2 separate regions of the Homo sapiens genome follow, and region 2 is linked to region 1. The links are chromatin contacts, found by Hi-C or POLR2A ChIA-PET in ENCODE. All regions are on one chromosome and are shown on one strand. Each heading gives the region's core, a stretch centred on a gene start or an enhancer-like site at or near the end of the contact. The rest is flanking DNA. Distances are from core to core; before and after follow the strand shown.

Region 1 (7,589 bases), core at 486-2,985:
GGAGTGCTACACATGCTTTACACCTTTGTAAGATAAACTTTTACCGGGGATTAAGTGGCAACCAGCTAACAACAATAGACAGAAATCTGGGAGCTAGGAAAGGAAGTGTGAATGATGGGGCAGGTGAGAGACACCCCCAAAGCTTTGTCAGAGCCACAGCCTCTTACCTGAGCAGGGAAGTACCTTGGATTTTGTTGTTGCAATTGTTCTTTTATTCAACGTATGGACATCCGATATCTACTTTGTGAAAAGCACTATGTGTTGTTGTTTTAGGGTTTTTGTTGGCGGTAGTTTTTTTTCTTTCTTTCTTTTTTTGAGATGGAGTTTCGCTCTTGTTCCTCTGGCTGGAGTGCAGTGGTGCAATCTCGGCTCACTGCAACCTCCGCCTCCAGGGTTCAAGAGATTCTTCCACCTCAGCCTCCCGAGTAGCTGGGACTACAGGCGCCCATCACCACCCCAGACTAATTTTTGTATTTTTAGTAGAGATGGGGTTTCACCATATTGGCTAGGCTGGTCTCAAACTCCTGATCCACCCACCTCAGCCTCCCAAAGTGCTGGGATTACAGGCATGAGCCACCGCGCCCAGCGAAGGTTTGTTATTTAAAAGAACGGTTACTGAGTCCCAGCTGCCCCTGAGGTAGTACTCAGCATGCCTGCTCTCCAACGTCAATGGTCTTCTTTTTAGCTTGCCTTCTTGACCTGCTACTTTGTTTGGGGTGTGAAAGACAAGACACCTAAAATGTGGTTGGAAATGTGATAAGAGATAGCTAAATGTTTGTTAAAACATTAAGGATTTTAAGAATTGCAGAAGGGGAGATTTATGTGGGATTGAAAACATGCAGAGAGGGAAGGGATCCGGTCCTGTAGGGGATATCCCATTGCATAGGTGCATGTCTTGTGGAGTTAGCTAGTGAGAAATTTCTCCGTTGACGGGTACTGAAATAACAGTGAAGAAAAGAAATATCTAGTATGCTATTTTTACTGCATGGTATAAAGGAGTCTAAGCCCTACAAGACTTCAGCATAGTCTGCTACTATGAATGCCTTACATGAGCCATATTATCAGGAAAATCCAAGAACAGTAGTAGTTTTCAAGTCAGGTAGGTTCAAAGCTGAGATAAGGTAAAGTCTTGAGGAGATGCGACATGTGTGAGATTCAGGACCAACAGGAAATGGTAATGAGGGTAACTATGAAAAGGAGACTGTAAACCTTCCAGAATTTGTAGAAATCTTGGAGGGAGGCCCTGAATTTCCCAGAAGATGTGAGATTTTATTTATGTTTCAGTAGGTGTGGTAACCTAGGCTGACAACTTAAATACACAAAAGAATGTAAAATATCTTTACATCTCTACACTTCCTCTCTCACTTCCCACACATATGTCTTGGTCTTTAAGGATATTACTCATGGGAGCATGAGATACATTCACAATGTTAAACGCAGGATGCTTCTATATGCAGGAAATAAATGGGAGAGGAGGCCGGAATGGTCTCTGTGTAAAATAGGAAATATGAGGCAAGACATTTTCCAGCAGAAGTGATTAGACAGGATTCATAGACAACATGAGGTCAAAGCTCAATTCTAAAGAATAATTAGAATCAGAATAGTGTGTTGAAATTGATAGGCAAATGTATGGGCGGGAAAGTTCAAACCACAATGGAGAGTCATTAAGAAGGACAAGTTGGGCATAAACAAGAAAGGACAAGCCAGGGCTAGACTGCAGAACGTAAAAGTCAACTTTGGAGGACCTAGTCTGACAGTGTAGGGAGGGGCTCCTGATTCTGTGTGGTCTTGCCTACAAATTCATACACATATTTTTCAGATCTTCTGGGCCTTCATCTCCTTGGGACCCATCTGGAAAGATAGTTATAGCATCCAATGCCTTGCAAACAATACTCAGCTCTATCCAGGTCTCTATGGAAGATCAGAGGCCATGAGGTCTGCAGCTCTGACTATTTAAGAGATGTATCAAGACTCAGCTCATTACCTCCACAATATTTCATGCCTGAGAATCCCACAGCTTCATTACTCAGAAAGTGTAGATCCTCAAGAGTGTAGTGGGTCATGCATATGAGCAGCAGCACTTTCCAGCTCAGCAAGTTCACATACCTCAGTAGTGTGTGGCCAATCTGTCAAGCCACCAAGTAAAAAACAAGTGTGACTAATTGTGGTTGGAAAGAACAATGACCCAGAAACACCCTTTGTGGAAGAACCAGTGCTGATTGTGAAGTTTTGCTCTCAAGAGACAGTGTGTATTTCTAGTCGACTCATTGTGCCTATTTTTCTAGGGACCATGTGCTAATTACCTGTAGCTCTGCTTCTCAAAATTACATCTGTGCTTGCAGAACTGGTCTTTCCCTTCTTATGTTCACAGTGTTGGCCTCTGGGACTCCCTCTGCATCCAATTCTGATTTCAAAGCCACCCTTCAAAAAGTTAAAGTGAAATTGGGTCAGGTAGAGTGTATGAGCATATTCCTTTAAGAATCCATACCATAGCATGTGAGCCCAAATGCTCATGTCACAGGGCTCAACATTAAAAGAAGAAGAAATATAAGCAGAGCCTTTCTCAGGGTTCTGCTTGTGGAAAAACAAGGCAGCAGTGTGAAGCAGAGTGAAGAACCACTTATTCTAGGCAGTATTAGAAGAAGAGAATGAAAATGGAGGGGAGAAGGAAATACAAGAAACTTGCCGAATACCTAACTCTCTAAATAAAGCAGGAAGAACAGGAAGAGATCAGGAAAATAATGCACTATAATCCTCAGCACTTTGGGAACTTGCAACCTCCCCAGAGCTGAGGGTGTTCACAGGATTCCCCCATCGCACACCCGACACTACTCCTTTTTATCTATCATGCCCCATCAAACCTCACCAACACAGTGTCTCATTTCCTCAGGGCTTTATGCAAATATAATATCATAAACAGTCAAAATAGATACAGGGGACATAATATCTCCTTGCTCAGAGTTAGGCAGGCTATCCAACAAAATTGTTCTATATTTTCAGGAGGCCCAGACACATAGGACCACACTGTGGTATGTGTATGAACTGTTTTTCACATTGTGGTCCTATATGTCTGGTCATTAATGCCATGCCCTAAATATCTCTAATTTTTCCCCTTGGGCAGAAGGGAAATTGCATTTCCCTCTCCTTGAAAGGTCCTGTGTTTTTCCCTGCCCCTTGAAGTGGCTTTGTGATTTGCTTTGACTATGAAATGTGAGAAGTGACATGTAGCACTTCTAGGCAGGGGCTTTAAGTGCCTGTGGATAACTTACCATCTTCTCTTTGCTGCTTCAGTCACAGTAGAGCATTTCATTGGCCGGAAATTTCATTGACTGGAGGCCGTGGGCAACTATAATGAGCAGAGCCCCCAGTTCCCGCTTAACCACGTTGGAAATGAAGCATGAAAAAGAAATAAACCTTTATTATTTTCATCCACCAAAATTTTGGGAGTTATTTGTTCCTACAGGATAACTTGGCCTGTCCATACTGATATATATTCATATGCATTATAATAGTGATTTTCTGAAAACAGCAACTAAATGCACGTGATTTTTATCTATGCATGTTTCTCTTGTGGGAAGGAATGTAATTCGTGGCAGACAAGAAGACGGCACTAACTGTAGAAGAAAAGATAGTTTGTTGCATGCTAAGAAGTATTAGGTTGTACAAAGTCATTTGCTCCTAAATCCTCCCAGATAGCTCTGTTTCCTGAGATTTTATTTATCCTTGATTTAGTTATTCTTAAGACTTCTTTTGCTGTTGACTCTTCCTCCTTCATTTTGTTACTGTTTGCCTCCAGTGTGCTCCATGCCCACCACAACCTACAACATTCTGCTTCTAATCTGCCTCTTAGAATTGTGAGTAAATTAAGAGCAATTAAATTTTGAATGAAGAACTAAAGAATGCTTCTGTGAGTACAAAAGTTAAACTGTCACACACACAGACTCTTTAAAATAATAATAAAATAAACATTTCATAATCCTTTCTGGTATATTATGCATTTTTACATTAGTGATTTTTTTTCTCCTTTAAGCTCTGTGGGACTTGATAGTGATCATTTTTTATTCTTATATCCCCTGCATCTACATTGACTGTTTAGATATTATGTTTGCATAATGCTATACTCATGTCTCCATTTCTGTTATGAAGGTTACCAGATAATGGCAATCGTGATAGCTTGCATAATTTTTCTCAAGTATTTGTTCTTCCCTTCCCTGTAAGAAAACATTGATTCCCTGCCTTTGCCATGTGATTTGCAGGGCCTCCTATTGGAATATACATCTCTACCCCACTGAAATCGGGCTTGGTCCTACGACACACTATAGCCAATGGAACATGGGCAGATGTGATGTAAACCATGTATACAAGATCTAAGTGACATCATCATATTCCACCTCTCTCTTGCTCTCTCCCCTCTGCCACCAGACTGTACCATATTGTGACCACTCCAGCAACCTGGGGTTCAGAAGAAGACACATGGAGCAGAACTGAAAAGGAGCCAGCAGTCATAGCCAATTCATAGCTAAAGACTGTAATATAAGAAAGGAATAGATGTTTGTTTCAATTCACTGAGATTTGGGGATTATTTGACATCACAGATATTGGTTATTTTACCAAGGCTTTGACTGGAATGGCATATTTTCAGATATGACCAGATTGAGGGGTTGAGATTGACTGTATAGAGCCAATAAAAAAGCCCCTTGAAAAGACTGGCCCAGGACCTTGTCTAAATGGTTTCCTTACAAGGTTTCTGACCTGTGATACTGTGATAAATAATGTCACTTTCTTTTTTTTTTTTTTCTTTTGAGACAGAGTCTCACTCTGTCACCCAGGCTGGAGTATAGTGGTGTGATCTCCGCTCATTGCAACCTCCGCTTCCCAGGTTGAAGTGATTCTCATGCCTCAGTAGCTGGGATTACAGGCACCTGCCACCATGCCCGACTAATTTTTGTATTTTTTAGTAGAAATGGGTTTTGCCATGTTGGCCAGGCTGGTTTCGAACTCTCGGCCTCAAGTGGTCCACCCGCCTAGGCCTCCCAAAGTACTGGGGTTACAGCCTCTTTGCCTAGCCAAGAATGCCACTTTCTAGTGGGCCCAGAAACCTCAAGATATTTTGGGACCTCAAGAAGAGCAAAATTTGTATAGATATTACAAGCACAGTCTAATGGTGAATGCTTGGCTTGGCTTCTGGCCTCAAAGCTTTTAAAAAGTTGAATTAGAAATTCCTTATAAAAGTTCCAGTAAAACCAATTTAAAAAGAGCCTATACGCTGATCACCACTTTTTATATGCTTTATGCAAATAACCAGGCCAAATATAATGAGACCAAAATTTATTTTGCAAATAAATTGGTCCTACTATGATTTATTCTTGGTAGAAATGAGGAAACCGGGGAAAGAAAACTTTAGTTTCTAGCCCTGAGCATTGTTTTGAATTTTGTTATTTGCCTACAATTTGGGCTAATCCTGAATTATTTCCTGGCTACAAGAAGTCTCTAAAAAATAACCAGGTTTTATTTTTCCTCATGACGTCTTTAGTTGACTTCTTATGGAATAGATTATTTTTATTATTGTTGTGGCATACAAATTCTCTTTTGACTGTAATATTTGTGTGCATTATATTTCTACTATTTAAATTATTAATGTTATGTATCTCATTGTTTTACTTTTTCTGAGAAAATGGAAGTCATTGTATTCTGAAGACTAGAGATGATTACCCTGTGAATCTACCCCGTTTGGAATCCCACTGGGCCTGTTGTTTTTCATTGCCAGTGTGTTGCTGCTAAAGCTACAACATATTAAACACCGTTCCTAAAAGCTCAGGGACCATCATGGAAGAGGAAGGTGCATGAGATTGTAACAGCTGGATTAGAAGGGTGAAGTGTGAAGGCCAAAAAAATTTCACCTTGGGTGCTAATCTGCCATATTGGCTTCCGATTAACCCAAATTACGGGAGTGCCTCTGAGATTTCTAGTTTATCTATTGTCCTTTGTGTAAGAGCACCTATATACCAAAACTCTTGCCCTTAAATGCAAATTCCTATCCCCTTCCTCTGAAGCACAAGCGCCCCTCCCCTAAAGTATATAATCTGGGGTCTGGTGGGTAATGGTGCTAGGATCCACGATCTTGTCTCACTACTGGCCAAGACACAGACATAGCTTCTGTTCATAAACCCCCATTAAATGTTTCTTTCTAAGAAAAAAAGTAAAGAAAAGAAAAGCTGATTAATACACTCAAAGCAGGATATCACTAAAAAGCAATATTCTTATTTTTGAAAGTACTTTTACTTTTACACTTCATTTTAGGAAGGGCTGGGAGTAATGGAAGCATGAGCTTTGGCATCAAGTAGACCTGTCTCTTTATGAGCTGCTTCATCTTGACAAACATAAAACACCCTCCCAATAGCACTTTTTCCTCTGCAGCTCTTTCAGAGGCCATTTTTTCTTCATACTCCACTCAGAACCCTGTTAACCAACTTGGGACCAAGAAGACTATTGACTGCAATTATTTGAATATAATATCATATGAAAGTCCATGAGTTCATTATAATATTCCACAAAAAGGAAATCCAAAAATAAACTCATTAGTCACCATTGAGATTGCTCTGGCAGCAACTTCCTATTGGAAACTAACGTTAAAAAAAGAAGAAGAAAAAAAAGCTAAATGCTTAAATATTTCAATATGAACTCTATGAACTGTTTTTTAGTAAAAAACAAATAGAACTTGTTGATGACAGAACATTATTGTCATATGATCATATGGATTAATGGCTAGTTATAAAAGGGGAAATACATCTTGACACTGGAAGATCAGGCTGTCCACATCACCATCTCTAAGAGTGGGACAACCAGACATGATGACCCTCGATATGATGTAATTTGAAGTTCACACAACATCTATAAAGGGTTTTTGTCAGAAAAGATTAACTTGAGTCTAATCAAGTCTTTAGATCTAACTTTAAATTTATAGGAAATATGGAGAATAGAGAACAAGTTAACGTCTCCTCGACATAACCTTGCCTCATTTTTATGTATTAATTACTATTCTTATTTATTTTTACTTACTTGAGAATTTATTTTTATTATCCATGTTCTCTGTGGAATATAAGCTCCAACAGCACAAGGCCTTGTACTGACGAGCCAACACTCCTTTCTCACAGTCTATTATCACGTTTGGAACATACTAGGTTTTCAACACAAATGTATTAAATGAACAAATGAATAACAAGTTATTTTAACCTCACCAAACTTGTTTACAAGTTAGGAAGTAATCATCTGTCTTCAAAGTTTAGGGCATTCTACAGTAAAATCAATTTCGTTTCTTCAACCAGCACATAGCATGGGAAAAAGAAAGAGAGGAGGAATCTGTTCTAGATTAAAAGAATCTGAAGCAACTTAACAGTCAAATGCAAAGTATTGATTATGGGATCCTGATTCAAGCAAACATTAGAAAGGCATTTTTTCTGTGATAACTGGGGAAATTTGAGGATTAGGTACTAATTGATACAAGAAATTACTACTGATTTTGTTAGGAATAATAATCAGGTTGCAAGTATGAAAGAAAATGTTCTCACATTTTGTTTCCTAGTTTCCAC
Region 2 (7,618 bases), core at 2,952-5,451, 87 kb before region 1:
GATGCAGAATCAATACTTTACTGGCTGAGAAAAAGTGAAACACTCCATTCATGTTAGACTGTTGAGTGAAAATGTAAATGAGCAGGCAGCAAATCTTACATGTTATGCAAACACAGAAGCTAAAAAAAGTATTGCTGATCACTGACTCTCTTGTTGGAAATATTAAATTTGTCCAGGTTTCAGATTTTTTAAGTCTCAACTTTCTGCACTTTTTAAAAGAGGAGTTTCATAAAGAGCATGCATAATTACCAGAAGAAAACCTGTAGTAATCATGCAACACTTCACATAAGAATTTCCATCTAACTTTCCACATGCTTTCTACAAAGCCAAGTCTTTCTTTTCTTCTTCTTCTTCTTTTTTTTTCAGGCCAATAAGACAATCAAATAATATCCACCATATATAGCCATGAAAATACACATGACATAATGGAAAATCAATTGAAACAACACTGCAAAGAGGACTAAAAGTAAAGTGAAATCTCTAGATTTTAGGATTTTCTTGAAAAGTTACCCACAATGTCAAAACATTTAAATTTGATTTAGATGTGGAGAGAATTGGTTGGAATTTATAAAAGAGAGCTTGAAAACTTAATAATGGACATCAGTGTATTTGTTTTTTATAAAGGACAGCAACACTCCTCACAAGACACTTTTGTTCACTTCTGGGGGAGGCTTTCTTGCTGCCTGTCACAGGATGCTACATTCTTAGTGTTTCCTTTCAGAACAGAAATTCTCAAATATAAGCAAGCCTCCAAGTCCCCTGGCAGGCTGGGTTCCAGCTGCAGATTTCTGATTCAGTAGGTCTGGAGCTGGTTCTGGAAATTGCATGTCTAACAAGACTCCAGGATTACTGAGCTGCTGGCCTGGGGACTGCACTTTGGACTTCTCTGGTTTAAAGAGGGAGCAGAGTGGAGAAGCTTGGAAGCATGAGGGAGAAGGAGGACAGGAGCCAGGAGAGAGATCTGTGGAAAGGTGCTGAGCCTGTGAGGCTGTAGAAACAAAGGGCTGCCTCCATAGCTAATCTATGGAGAGTATGGTCTTGAAAATACTCCATGCAGTCAGATTGAACCAAGAGATATGAGAACGAAGGAGCCTACAGGATAAGAAAAAAGTGCCAGAAAAATTTAAAAGGGAAAGATAGGTCACATACCAAGCCCTTTAAAAGATGACAACTGAGACATATAGATTACAAGGAAAAACCATCCTGCATCTCAAAATATGATCATTTTCCAGTCCTCCCATCCTCTACCCTAATGGAAAGTGGTAGAAGCTTCCCCTACAAGCTAGCAAAACAGGTGTGAATTTCATTCCACTGACTGTAGTGTACAGGAAGCACCATTCTCCCGATTATTCAGTACTTAACTTTATTGCTGAATCCAAGCGCTATCCCAGCTGGGAAAATGCAACCTCAGTTATTTGAGAAGTCTCCGCTCTCCCCCAGGGTTGGGATATGGCTCAGAAATCTTAGACTAGTCCCAGACACAGTGTGGAGTTCAATGTTCTGTGTTCATCAAGTGTCAATCCTCAACCCATATGAGTCATCCTCGGTATGTCCGTGGGCTCTGTCCCTATCAGCTGCTTCCTCACACTGTTACTATGAGACTTTCTTATGAAGCATCTATGGCTCAGTCTGACTAAACGCACTGCAGAGCAACTCCCTGCTAGATTCTTCTGGGTTCTCCATCCCAGGAAGCAGAGTTGCCACTGCTCGAGCGCTCACAGACTATTTGCTCCTCTCCCCCTACAGGCTGGAGGGGAATCCCATTTCAGTTTGTGACTGGGGTCGCCCAAACTCCCCGGCTTGTACATGTAATTCTCTGGGACTTAAAAATGTTTTTCTCACTTTTACTTATTTCATAGTTCTCCAATTTTTAGGATTTAGGCCCAAATCCTAAGAGTCTGACACTTACAGGAGACATAGGAACAGAATAAATAGGAGAAGCAAGACAGTTGTAATAGAATAAAGACTGATAGAGAGTGCTGTACACTGGGAAGGGAAAGAACCTCAAAAAGCATTAATATTAAAAATTTTTTAACTGTGGAGGCCAAACAACACACTTATTTGGGTCAATGGTACAGCAGGCTTCGCATTTGTGAGCATAGTTGAGGTTAATGGAAAACAAAGATGTTTTATGCTTTCCTCTTGGCTATTCATCAGGAATTGAGTATAGTGCATGCTCTGTTTTCATGAAGACAAGAATTGTTTTGCTAGTCTTCTTCACTGTTGTATCCTTAGCAGGTAAAACAGTGCTTGGCACACTATAGATGCACTCAGTAAATATCTGCTGAATGGCTGAATGAATAAATAACTGAATACATAACAGAAACAAGTACATTATTGTCTTAAAATATTATCCAGCCCTACTATCTTTAGTCTGTGCAAATCACACTGATGATTAAATGCCACATTGTATAGAAGAGTAAATGGCACACTGACCAAATATAAAGCTCTCACAAGTCTATATATATATCCATAAGGGCCCAGCCCTCTTCCTTGCTGATATGGTTTGACTCTGTGTCCCCACCCAAATCTCATGTCGAATTGTAATCCCTAGTATCGGGTCAGGGACCTAGTGGGAGGTGATTGAATCGTGGGGGAGGACTTGCCCCTTGCTGTTCTCATAATAGAGTTCTCAAGAGATCTGGTTGTTCAAAAGTGTGTGGCACCTTCCCCTTTATTCTTTCTCTTCCACCTGTTTCAGCCATGTAGCACGTGCCAGCCTCTCCTTTGCCTTCCACCATGATTGTAAGTTTCCTGAGGCCTCCCAGCCATGCTTCCTGTATAGCCTGTGGAAACGTGAGCCAATTAAACCTCTTTTCTTTATAAATTACTCAGCCTCAGGTAGTTCTTTACTACAGTGTGTGAATTGACTAATACACTTGCTCTACCCTCCATACCACTCCCTGGACACAGCAGTAAAATTGTAACTTCCTGATAAAATGTTGAATGTACTGGACTGAGGCTAAATTAGACAAATATGTTTACATCTGAGTATAGCCTATGTGGTGGCTAAAATAAAACAGAAGCTTAGGGTATTATTACAGATTTCAGTGGTTTCAAAGAAAGTCAAGAAATAGCCTGAGGAACCCAAGCTTAGAAGCTGAAAACTTGATCTGAACTAATTTGTGCTGTGCTTCTTTCATTCACTAAAAAGCTGTCTAACTCCCTTGGGAAAAATTATCACTGTATTTCTACCACCTATTCGCCTGTCTTCTACAGTCAGGCTCAGGAGTTCATGGCTTTCTGCCTGCAGCTTCCTCTTTTATCTGAGGCTATTCTATGAGGTCCCAAACCACTGGAAAGAAAGAAAACTAATCTTCTCTGATCTGCATGGTTGCTTCCACCCGTGAATTGCTTCCCTTGGTGAAGCATTAAGCATTAAGCCAGGAGCACACGAGCTCTGATAAAACACTCTGGTGGAAGAGAGATTTGCTATTGCAGCTGTTCATTATTTGTGAACTTCTCCAGTGTTTGTCCTATTAATATTGTCCAGTTCCAGGAACATTTTGGTAAGAGGAAAGAGTATTTTGAAGTCCATGTGTCCTTAAGCACGAATAGTCACTGCTCATTCCTACTTTGTAGCAAGGATCATCTCCAACTATTTGGGCCTCATGGCCTCCATTTCCATTTAGTGCACTTTGTAACCTTCCTTCTCATGTACCCACTAATCCAGGACTTTTTATCATTTGTACTGCTGCTGTTGGGAGACAATATACAAGAGGTGTGACTTGCAGCATAGTGTGATAGAAAGAGCATGAGATGTGAGGTTAGGAGACCTGGGTTGGACTTACATTTCTACCCGTTACTCACACGGATTTGTTTAATTGCCAACCTTCTAAAATACATGCCTTAGTGAAAATTGAAAAAATATAGCAGGATGGCTGTGAGGTGCACATGAGATAAAAATAAAAATATGAGAAGGAACTTTGTAAGAAGAACAATAAAAATGCTAGTCATTGCTGTTGATAGTATTAACACTATTAGTAGGAACAGAGTGGGAGGCAAGAAGGAAGATGGTGAGTGGGAAATTAAGTGTGCTAGTAACAGAAAAGACAAAAGTGGGAGTCCCAGGACTCTTTGATACATGGTAGTTGGTTGGGGGAGGATGTGGCATCAGGGAACAAGGGCTGACTAATCCTCATATGAGTAATCTGCTAGGTATTGCCCCAAAAGAAGAGAATGAACAACTTGGCCTGCAAAAGGGAGGGTGTGGAAAGGTGAGGCATGCAATTTGAGACTTTAACAGTTTGTGGTCTCTTTTCAACATAGCAGTCACCCTAACATTGCTGGAGGAGGAGGAAGAAATTTGAACATAATATAAGGAATATAATAAGTAAGCCTGAGATAAAATGATGACTGAGATCATGCTGGTCCTTCCTGTAGTTTATGGTTAATAACATAAAGTACTTTTTAATCCCTTCTGCTGTCAGCCCCAACTCACTAAGACCTAGGTTATGACAAAGATAGCCAGTTGCCTACAGAAAGACCTGTTCTCTCCCATCCTTCTCAGTACCCTTATTTTTCCCTGGGTATATTGCCACCCAAAACAAAAGGCTACATACCCAGACACTCTTACACTTGGGTGTAGGGAGAGGGCTAATTTCTGTTCATGACATATAGTGAAAATGTTTGTCAGACTTTAAGTAGGTCCCTCGGAACTGACTCAACTGGGAGTGTTTCTTTCATGGCCTTCTGCCATTCTTCCTTTCTCTGGCCAGCTACATGGACATGATATCTGGGCATCCAATCCTCTACCACCACTGTGCTGTTTCTTATATCAGACATAGTTGAGGTCCCATCAATCAATCTACATTTGCTCAGACACCATCCCCAGAAAACAATGATGTGTTATTACGCTCTTCTTTTCTGGGGATGGTGTTTGAGCAAATGTAGACTGATTGCTGGGAGCTCAACTATGTGTGATCATAATGACCATCACACCACTCCAAGCAAAACCAAGGCAAAGGGAAAAAGATCCTTGATGGCAGTATGTATCTTACAAAATAGAGCTTTTCCAAAAAGATTCAGGTTGTGAGGATAAGAGAAGATAGAATCTACAGAAGATAATTACCCTAGTTAGGTGAAGGCTTTCTACAGTCTAGAGATTAAGATGTGTACCAGGTCCAACAGCCTTATAGTCTTATAAAGCAATGCATGAGATAAGAAAGAAATAGACCTTTGAGTCTGTGATGCTTAATATTGAGTGTCAACTTGATTGGATTGAAGGATGCGAAGTATTGTTCCTGGGTGTGTCAGCGAGGGTATGTCCAAAGGAGATTAACATTTGTGTCAGTGGACTGGGAGAGGCATGCCCACCCTCAATCTGGGTGGGCACCATCTAATCAGCTGCCAGAGTGGCTAGAATAAAACAGGCAGAAGAAGGTGGTAGAAGCTGACTTGCTAAGTCTTCCAGACTTCATCTTTCTCCCGTGCTGGACGCCTCCTGCCCTTGAACATCAGCCTCCAAATTCTTCAGCTTTTGGACTCTTGAACTTACACCAGTGGTTTTCCGGGGCTCTCTGGCCTTTGGCCATATACTGAAGGCTGCACCATTGGCTTCCCTGCTTTTGAGGTTTTAAGGATTTGGACTGGCTTCCTTGCTCCTCAACTTGCAGACAGCCTATTATGGGACTTCACTTCCTGACTGTGTAGGTCAATTCTCCTTAATAAACTCCCCTTCATATATACATCTACCCTATTAGTTCTGACACTCTAGAGAACCCTTATTAATACAGAGTCTGAAGACAGGAAAGAAAAGTTCACCTCTGACAACTACTTACTATAATGCACAGAAAAATATCTGAAAAATTAACCAAATTGTTTTTCTTTCTTTGCTGGGTTTTTTGTTGTTGTGGGGGTTTTTTGTGTTAGTTTTATTGTTGTTGCTACTGTTGTTGTTTTTGTTCTTGTTGTGATACTATTGTTTTTCTGACATCACCCAAAAGATACAAAAAAGGTAGTCTCTGACACAGGAGCAGAAAGCTATAAAAAGTGCAAAAGTTAAGCTGTAAAAACTTTAGAATGAGATTTAAAATAAACATAATATGAGAGTTTCAAAAAACTTTAAAACAGTAGGGTTCACAAAACTTTAAAAATAGTAGAAAACTGTCAGGCACATTGATAGTGGCAAATAGTAAAATATATGTTGGAAATTGAAAATAATGATATAATAATAATATAATAACACATTTAAGAAGCACTCTTAATATGTAGAATATGAGGAAAAAAGAGGAAAATGATGGAGGAAAGAGAATTGATATGGCAGACAGAGACTATGGAACCAACATTCAAATAATTGTTACTCAGAGAAAAAGTAAATAAATTGGACAAAAACAATAATCAAAGATATTACAAAAGAAAAGTTTCCTGAATTTTAAAAAAGGGCCATCAAGAAGAGAAATAATGATATATCATACCTATTTTTATTTAAAAAAAAGCAAGTATAAAAGTCTAGATACAAAATGTATATACGTAATACACACAAGCACAAAAATGATACTTGCCTCAAATTTCCCCTCTAAAATACAAAAAGCTAAAAAACTATGGTGAAAATGTAGTTTTCTAAAGGCTATAAAGATATAATCAAATACAACATTTACCCAGCTAAAAATATGGGGAAAAGTATTCTGATATGCACTTATGGAAATCAAATAATAAAAAAGAAAATTACTATAAAGGAAATATGTAATTACTGTGATGGAAATAAGATTACTACAGTGGAAAAATGGAAAAATCTAGGTTAAATATAAGATTATCTAAGACATTATCAAAATTATTTCAAGGAGCAAAAATATGCTAAGAACCATGAAAAATAATGAAACAGTTATCAAAATGTACCTCTGATATAACCACTGAGACCAGTAAATTCAATATAAAATTTAATAAATAAGTATCATGCTGTTTAAATATTTTCAGAATACATAAAATTATTTCAACTTCCCACATCTTTATATAAAACTAGCATAACTCTGGTGGCAAAATTGTTATAAATAGTTCAAATAGAAATTATAATATAATGTGTTATAAACATACTTATATAAATCTAAATGATATAAAATATTAAAGTGGTTACACAAGTCTAAATAAATGATATAAAAACTATTTCAAGATAGATTGTTTTAAATTTTTAAACAATTTAACCAAAGCAGTATATATCCACAGTAGAAAAAAATTTTAAACAAATAAACACATATCTGCCTGTCTCATAAAAAAAAGATAAAACGAAAAACAAATGGAAAGATAGTTTAGACTTCCAAGGTGAGACAGTAGAGATAAGCCTGAGAAGAGAATGTTCCTACCCCAACACTTGATGAAAGGAACAAGAAACACAAAACACAAATTTTGAAAAGAAGTGCCAAACAAATGAATAAAAATTGCTTTTTTGGTTCAGGAAGTTTTTAAACTAATCTGCATCTTTCAGAAGAAATGATAGGAAAAGTAGATGATTAATCAACACCTCAAAAGTCTTAATGGTATTCCTAAAAATGAGGAGAAGCTGAAGAAGTAGGCTGTTGGAGAAAGAGTCAGGAAAACAGCTATGCAAGCACCCCTACCAAAGGTACTCAATAGAGGAAGAGAAAAAATTTCAGTGAGTGTCATTCTACGCTCTACTAGCAAG

What was found. A loop is a pair of places that touch in the nucleus more often than their neighbours do. ChIA-PET counts read pairs that join two places held with the same protein, here RNA polymerase II (POLR2A). Pooled maps may share reads with other maps.
Region 2: a map of PC-9 shows a loop between it and region 1 (6-fold over the local background). The contact joins two enhancer-like sites. A Hi-C loop is called at or near these places in 4 of 168 maps with a recorded cell type or tissue (Calu3, MCF 10A, PC-9 and 1 more) and 1 of 50 pooled maps. POLR2A ChIA-PET finds 5 or more read pairs at or near these places in 1 of 52 experiments (MCF 10A).

Annotation. Positions count from the first base shown.
Region 1 is chr6:80,448,942-80,456,530 of GRCh38, reverse strand. It overlaps a transcript of BCKDHB not described here. Among named protein-coding and RNA genes, the nearest start is that of BCKDHB, 350 kb to the right of the region's middle. Within about 2 kb of position 1,735, at least 4 of the 41 ENCODE cell types and tissues checked have a DNase peak (open chromatin) inside an H3K27ac peak, as active enhancers do.
Region 2 is chr6:80,537,919-80,545,536 of GRCh38, reverse strand. The region is part of intron 1 of LOC112267962 (a long non-coding RNA gene); the gene reads right to left. The region is part of intron 1 of LOC105377869 (a long non-coding RNA gene); the gene reads left to right. Among named protein-coding and RNA genes, the nearest start is that of BCKDHB, 440 kb to the right of the region's middle. Within about 2 kb of position 4,201, at least 2 of the 41 ENCODE cell types and tissues checked have a DNase peak (open chromatin) inside an H3K27ac peak, as active enhancers do.